Linked DNA regions of Homo sapiens: region 2 is linked to region 1. Evidence: chromatin loops called from intact Hi-C (ENCODE). Cell type or tissue: PC-9. All regions are shown on one strand.

Evidence for each region. Peaks named below come from ENCODE experiments on the same cell type or tissue, not always from the same donor. Only the 100,000 strongest peaks of a DNase experiment are listed, where the experiment ranks them.
Region 2: a loop joins it to region 1, with 4 times the contacts of the local background. A loop is called at or near these places in 1 of 110 quality-filtered maps.

The regions. Positions count from the first base shown.
Region 1 is chr9:116,006,677-116,010,676 of GRCh38, reverse strand. All of the region lies in intron 2 of LOC105376236 (a long non-coding RNA gene), which reads right to left. Among named protein-coding and RNA genes, the nearest start is that of LINC00474, 83 kb to the right of the region's middle. In PC-9, no CTCF peak of the experiment used is centred here; DNase peaks (open chromatin) are centred at 2,196 and 2,556; H3K4me3 peaks cover 1,192 bases; H3K27ac peaks cover 2,710 bases.
Region 2 is chr9:115,613,922-115,617,921 of GRCh38, reverse strand. All of the region lies in intron 2 of LOC105376235 (a long non-coding RNA gene), which reads right to left. Among named protein-coding and RNA genes, the nearest start is that of LINC00474, 310 kb to the left of the region's middle. In PC-9, no CTCF peak of the experiment used is centred here; DNase peaks (open chromatin) are centred at 1,341, 1,851 and 3,050; H3K4me3 peaks cover 1,383 bases; H3K27ac peaks cover 3,729 bases.

The DNA of each region.
Region 1 (4,000 bases):
CATGCATCAAAAGACAGTATCAACAGTTAAAAGCAATCATAGAAAGAGAGAAAATATTTGCAAATCACACACCTGATAAGGGATTAGTGTCTAGAATATATAAAGAACCCCTACAATTCAACAACAACAAAAAAAGAAGCTGGTAAGCTGGTTTAAAAAAAACGGGCAAAACGTCAATGATAGACTGGACAAAAAAGTGTGTTACATATACACCATGCAACACTATGCAGCCATAAAAAGTAACAAGATCATGTACTTTGCAGGGACATGAATGGAGCTGGAAGCCATTATCCTCAGCAAACTAATGTAGGAATGGGAAACTAAATACCACATGTTCTCACTCAAAAGTGGGAACTGAACAAAGAGAACACATGGACACAAGGAGGGGAACAACACTGGGGCCTGTCGCTGGGGTGGAGAGGTGAGGGAAGGGAGAGCATCAGAATAAATAGCTAATGCATGTGGGGCTTAATACCTAAGTGATGAGTTGATAGGTGCAGCAAACCATCATGCCACACGTTTACCTATGTAAGAAACCTACACATCCTGCATATGTGTCCTAGAATGTAAAACAAAGTATAATTTAAAAAAAACTTTCCAAAAAAATGGGCAAAACACTTGAATAGACATTTCTCCAAAGAAGGTATACAAATGGCCAATAAGCACATGGAAAAGCCCTCAACATCTCTAATTCCTAGGGAAATGCAAGAAAAAAAATCACGATAAAACACCACTTCATGTCTATTCTGAAGGTTACTATTTTTTAAAAAAAGCAGAAAACAAGTGTTGGTGAGGAAGATGATATATTGGAACTCTCACACATTGTTGGTGAGAATGTGAAATAATAAAGCTGCTGTGAAAAGCAATATGGCAGTTTCTCAAAAATTTGAAAATAGAATCACCTCTTGATCCATCAATTCTACTCCTGGGTATATATCCAAAATAGCTAAAGCAGACACTGAAGCAGATGTCTGTACACCCATGTCCACAGCAGCATTATTCAAAAGAGCCAGAATGTGAAAGCAAACCAAATGTCCATCAGTGGATCAATGAATAAGCAAAATGTGGTATGTAAATGCAATGGAATATTACTCATCCATAAAAAGGAAAGAACTTTTGACGCATACTGCCACATGGATGAACCTTGAAGACATTATGCTAAGTGAAATAAGCCATACTCGAAAGAACAAATATTGCAGTATTTCATTTACATGAGGTACCTAGGAGTAGTGAAATTCATAGAGACAGAAAGAACAATGCTATTTGCTAGGGACTGGGAGTAGGGAGAATGGGGAGTTATACTTAATGGGTACAGAGTTTCAACTGGGGAAGATGAATCAAGTTCTGAAGATGGATGGTGGTGGTGGTTGTACAAATGTACTTACTGTTTGTAAATTGCACACTTAAAAATTGTTACAATAAAAATTTTATGTTACGTATATTTTACTACCTTAAAAACTCCACTCTGACATAGAAGAAAAAAATGTACAAACTACTTTAAAGCCAAAAATAGGACAAAGACATTATATATATATGAGTATAAGCCTATTTTCCTGAAGAAAAAAATGCTAATATACACCCAGAAAAAAAAGTCTAAGATCAATCCATTAATTGTGGTTATTTCTGGGTTGAAATTATGGGTGATAGACTTTCAGTTTATACCTTACACACTTTGTTACAACTTAAATGCCTTAAAATAAGTATAAATTGCTTCTTGTGTTAAGAAGCAATCAATAAACATATTTTCATTTTGACAAATAAATGCAAAGCCTGAAATGAAGTACAAAACTTTCTGTGTGGGCTGGCCAGAGCAGGTTGAAGATGGCTATCACTTGCCAAGTTTGGGATGCTGTGCTTCTAATTTAAGATGAATATATCATATGCCAGGCCCCCAACAAGGTGTTTTCTGGCTTCATGTTAATTCTGGAAAGGTAATTACTCCCACAACCTGGCAACCTACTCTCTGGGGATTTTTCTGGACAGAGCATGTTTTTCAATACAAAAGCAAAAATGATGGGGAGGTTGGAACTTCAGGAGACTAAGCTTAGAAGTAACCTTTTGTGGCTGGGCTATTTTAACCCTTCTCCATTCATCCCACACATTGCATACCACAAGTTTGTCTAACCAGGAAACCCGACCCAAGAAAATCAGGCCACAGGTGGAAAGTGAGAGGTGGCATTCGGCTGGGAGAAAGTATGTTATTGTTGGTGAATCACATCCGGTGAGAGCTTAAGGGGCAGCTAGGGCACTTCCTTGGTCTTGATTTTGTCACTGATGGGACATAAAGTTCACACTGAATCAAGGATGAGACTCTGCAGACCGTGTTGAGGACAACGTCTAGGTATGCAGAGAACAAAGTAGATTCTTTAATGATGCCATGGCTTTCAGTGAATGGGAAAAGGACTATGAAGAAGAGGTTCAGGTGTGAGTTTGTTTTAGAGAGAATATGGGGAGGAAGATAAAAAAGGTCCTTATTCATAAGTCAGACACACCTAGTACTAGTTTTAGGTCTGCCTTGATTAGATCTGGGGTTATGAGCAAATCATTTAATATCCTTGAATTCCATTTGCCTCTGTGAAATGAGGAAGTTGTACCTGGTGACTTTCAAAGTGTATCTTAGTGTAGAGGCTACAGCTTAATTGGGCTTCAACTCTCAGCTGTGCACTTACTAGCTGCGTGTCCTGCTTAGTCCTCCTGCATAGCAAGGTAGGCCAAGCCTGGGGCCTGGTTCACTGCAGGTGAGGTGCTTACACCAATGCTGTTCACACCACCATGAATGTAAGTGTGTCCTACCCACCATATTGCTTTCGTGGTGTCAGTAATAATTATGTGTGTTTAGGTATATAGACTACCCAAATTACGGCTAGTCATGTTCATGTGGACCTACCTGAGTGTGCACAAGGCTTTAGAGGTCATTCTTACTCCTCAGCTAATTGAGGCACAGAAAGGTTAATAAACTTGCCCAAAGTCACACAGCCACTAAATATAAGAGCTGGGATTTGAACTCAGATTGTGTTTTGTCAGATTCTTTGCTCCTGACTATTGTGCTACACTGCTGCTTTTGAATTAAAACGTCTCAAGAGCACCTCATTCATTTTCTTCTGTGTAACACAAATCAAAGGTAATTTAACACAAGAAAACATTTTTTAGCTGCCTTGACATTTGTGCTACTCCAGACCTTTCTGCAAAGTGTTCAAACCCCCACCACGTTCGAATTATCCTAGCTGGAAGTTTGCATTTAAGAAGCTCCTACTTGAGCTGCAGCATGCATTTGATGTGCATTTTTGAAAAATGTGGGAGTTTTCAAAATATTCTAAATTACCTACCTAAGGAAATAAGACAGAGAAAATGGAGCAGTCATGCTGATTAATATTTGAACATAAACAATTATAAGGAAAACCTACAGAGAATGTGAACTGATAGAATTCCTTGCCCCATACAATGTGTTTCTAAGCCATGGGGGTTTGCCTTCCTCCATATTTCCTGTGTACCCTTCTCATGGCTTTCCCGCTGCTTCAACCAAAAATCTAGATGAGCCCTCATTACAGCAACTCCATGATTGGTTTCTCCCTCACATACTAAACTAAAGCTGGTGGCTTAATTCCTTGTTTTTTCCACTTCTTTGCTCCAGAACCATCCATGATTCCTCTTTCCCTGCTGATATTTAAGTTTGGCACTCAAAGTTTCTGTGATCTATTTCTAAGCCACAGTCTCTATATGATGCCCCATCTATGTTTCTCCTTTACCTATTCTTTGTTTCAGCAAACCTTGCCCATCCCTTGTTCATTGAACATGTTCTCTATCCTTTATGCTTTTGCATATACTATTCTTTTTCCCTGGGATGTCCCTCTCTTCATTCTACATTCTTAATTTCCACTTTTTTTTCCAAATCCTACACCCAGTGTTATCTCTTAGATGGCCCTTACACACAGACTCTGTCATTGATTCTGTCTCATAATCTCTGAACCCCAGTCCACATGGCTGGTTTCTCTGTTACAGC
Region 2 (4,000 bases), 390 kb after region 1:
CCCAGGCTGGTCTTGAACTCCTGAGCTCAACCGATCCTCTTGCCTTGGCCTCCCAAAGTGCTGGGATTATGGGTGTGAGCCACTGTGCCTGGCTAGGCTTCCGGTTTTGAATGAATGAGACTTTTCAGTGACCCAACCAGTGCAGCTCTGTGGAAAAAAAAAAAATCCAACGAAATAAAAGAGGAAGCTACAATCATTGTTATGGAAGGACAGGGTGAAGGGACAGACCCTGTAAGAGAGGCAGAGAGGGCACTGAAAATGAATATTATCCACAGAAATGAGCGTTGACCACAAAAGTCCTTCTAGATTATATGTCAACATGGAAAATAAATGGAAAAGAAAGGGCCAGCTCCTGTCCAGTCCACAGAGCTTCTATAATGAACCACACTGATACTTGGTGCCCCTAAAGGCTCACATAGCCCATAAAATTTAACTATAGAAACTGGGATATCCACCCTTGTTTTGTTGATAACTCACTGTATAACCTTGGAGCATGTCACTTTCCTGCTCTGTCCTTTTATTTTCTCCTTTGTAAAAGGAAGAGATTGGGCTAAATTAGTAGTAAGATTTTCCTTATAACCTCAATGTTCTTTCTTGATATGTGTTATAGCCTCCAAATGCCCAGTATTTACTTCTGCAGGATCTGCACAACCAATCTTTAGATGTATTTCAACTAATCTTTAGATGTATTTCAACTAACACTAAGACAGGGAGTAATTTCTTCTTCAGAGCCTAATGGGCCTCTCAGTAGGATCAAATGCACAGCACTGCTATCCATCCTTGATGAGAGGTCTTATGTAGAGATCTAATTTTACTCCTGTTTACAATTTTACAGCAACACGCTTCATAGGCAGGTACTAGGAGCTTGAGCCAGCAACCGATAAATTTAAGCCAGTCCTTCTACCCCACCATGGCCTGAACACATGCATGGAGTCATCCTGCTGCCCCCTCTCTCCCTTTCTTCTTTCCTTCCTTCCTTCCTTCCTTCCTTCCTTCCTTCCTTCCTTCCTTCCTTCCTTCCTCCCTCCCTTCCTTCCTTCCTCCCTTCCTTCCTTCCTTCCTTGAAGGAGGAGAATATGAATGTAATGGAAATGAATGGCCATTCAGCATTGGTGCTGCAGAAATTGGTGAAATGAAAACATATTATTGGTTTCCTTGAAAATGCAGTCAAATTTCCAGGCTCCTCAAAAGCTTATTGAGATACTAACTACTTCTGAATCCAGAGTAAATGCAATTCATTTTACTGGCTTTGTAACCTTGGGTATCTGCAGAGTTGTTAGAACAGCTGACAGAGCAACAAACGGCCAAATTCACAGATCTGGATTCCAGTTCTACAGCTTTCTTACCGAGTAGCTTTAGGCAATATTATTTCACCCTTCAGCCTCAGTTTTATTCTTAAGGAAATGGGAAACGTCTTTACAACAATAATTTGATTAGATTCATTGCATCTGTACCAATAGCACTATTCTTGTACATGACCCTTGGCTCAGAGTAGCTCTTTAGAACTTAGGGTTTGCAAATATAATCAGAGGAAAGAAACTGGATAGAGAGTAGAAGAGATTACAAAAATGAAAACAAAAACAAATATGAAGATATGGAGCAACTGGTACTTGCCAAGAATTTGCTAGGTACTTTCATAGATATTTTATTTGCTTAAAAAAGGGAGCCTAATGACTGAGACATTGCTGTCTTATTTTCTGTACAGATAGATTCCCCTCACTCTCCCACCAAAAGAAAGCCTAAGTCATCTAGGTCAGATTCATATGTACTATTGTTTTTTGTCTCAGTAGCTAGGTGCGAGACTCTTCTGGAATTTGCCTGGGGGTAATAACCATAACCCCCAACACCACTATCACTCTAACATTTTGTGAGGTTGCTTACTTTCTTCTGCATACTCATAACATTCTGATGAGAAGGAGGTGACTCAGCCATAGACTAAGAGGTGAATAAGCATCACCAGCCTCATTCAATTATGGGGCCAGAGGGAAAGGCAGTGTCTGCAAAAGTCACAACAGATTTTTGAAACAGTTTCTCTTCCAGCCTCTGCAAAACCTGCTCATTCAATTCCTTTTCTGTTGATGACTTTGGCTTCTGAGACAGGGCCTTTCTCTGGCGGCCCAGAGCTCTGACAATCCCCCAAATGTCAGGGGCTTGGAGAGCTCTTTGGGGTAAGGTATCCAAAAGGACAAGGCTCCCAAGCCTCAGAATCTTTGCTGAGCTCTGGAGTTTCCAAAGCTCCAGTCTCTTTCGGAGACACTGAGTTGCAAATGTGAATTGTTGGAACTCCTAATCCACAGCCTCTTGGGTGTTCTAACAGCTTGGGCTCCTTTTCTGCCTTGTGATTAATTACAATCAGCAAGCCAGGTTTCATGGGACCCCACTTCTACAGCAGCCACAGTCAACTTAACTTAGACATTTGGAGCAAAAACCCAGCTCAGACTGAGTGTCCTTCACTAGTCTACTACAAAAGGAAGACTTATGGCAGGAAAAAGCATTCTCATCCCTTTCTCTCTTCAATTCAGGGTAGATGAGGAGACATGTGTTAAGGCAGAAAACGTGATGGACAGGACCATCTGGTCTAGGTCGTAGTTGCAATCCTAGCCTTGACCTCTACTATCTATGTAATGCTGGTCAGCTGACTTCTCTAAGCTCTTGTAATCCTCATGGGGTTAGCAGGAGGGGGCCATGCTCTATCACATAATGAACAGGAGGCAACATACATGATAAAGTATCCTTGGCTTCTTCTTTTCCAAGGCTGTATACAATATCACATAATGTAGGCAGTGGTTAGTTGATCACAGGGCTGCGTGTCTGACATTCCCACTGGGACTGGGTACTTTCCTCCACATGTATTTATTACTCATCTCTATGTCTTGCTTTAACTATTACCTCTGCCTGGAAGGTCCTTCATCCAAACACAGACCTTCAATTCTTTCACCTGAGGCACCAATGCCACTGGGAATCATTTCTCCTCTGTAATCCAAAAGCATCCTCTACCTATCCCAGTCATGACAGTCACCACTTACCATATCAGTTTATCATTATCTCTTTATCTCCCTGGCATAGAGGAAATGCTTAGTTAATGCTTGTTTACTTAAATAAATAACTCATGTCAGGAATAGATCACATTCTTCATAATCATAAAAATAGCAAACTTGAGTAGCCCTCCAGCACTTACAAAGAATATATATATATAGAATGGGGTTAATACTACAGCTTTGAGTTGCTATATAGCAATTCTTAAAGCTGTAGCATTAACCCCATTCAATAGATGCAGATACTGGGGTTCTCAGTTACAGAATGGGAACACAAACATAGATGTGTCTGGTTCTAAGTGTAGAGACCTTCCTCAAGGGCTGCCCAGGAGCAATACTCAAGTGCAAATGATTGTAGCAAATGGCCAGCATGGTGGTTGATGCCTGTAATTCCAGCAATTTGGGAGCCTGAGGTGTGTGAATTGCTTGAGCCCAGGAATTTGAAAGCAATCTGGCCAAACGAAATCCTGTCTCTATTTAAAAAAAAAAAAAAAAGTTATGGCCGGGTGCAGTGGTTCACGCCTGTAATCCCAGTGCTTTGGGAGGCCGAGGTGGGTGGATCACGAGGTCAGGAGATGGAGACCATTTTGGCTAACATGGTGAAACCCCATCTCTACTAAACATACAAAAAATTAGCCGGGCGTGGTGGCGGGCACCTGTAGTCCCAGCTACTCGGGAGGCTGAGGCAGGAGAATGGCGTGAACCCTGGAGGCAGAGCTTGCAGTGAGCTGAGATCACACCATTGCACTCCAGCCTGGGCTACAGAGCGAGACTCTGTCTCAAAAAAAAAAAAAAAAAAAAAAATTACAAAAATTAGTGGGGCATGGTGGCACACACCTGTAGTCCCAGATACTCAGGAGACTGACGGGGGAGGATGGCTTGAGCCTGGAAGGTTGATGCTACAGGGAGCAGTAATCGAGCCACTGCACACCACCTGGACAACAGAGTCAGACCCTGCCTCAAAG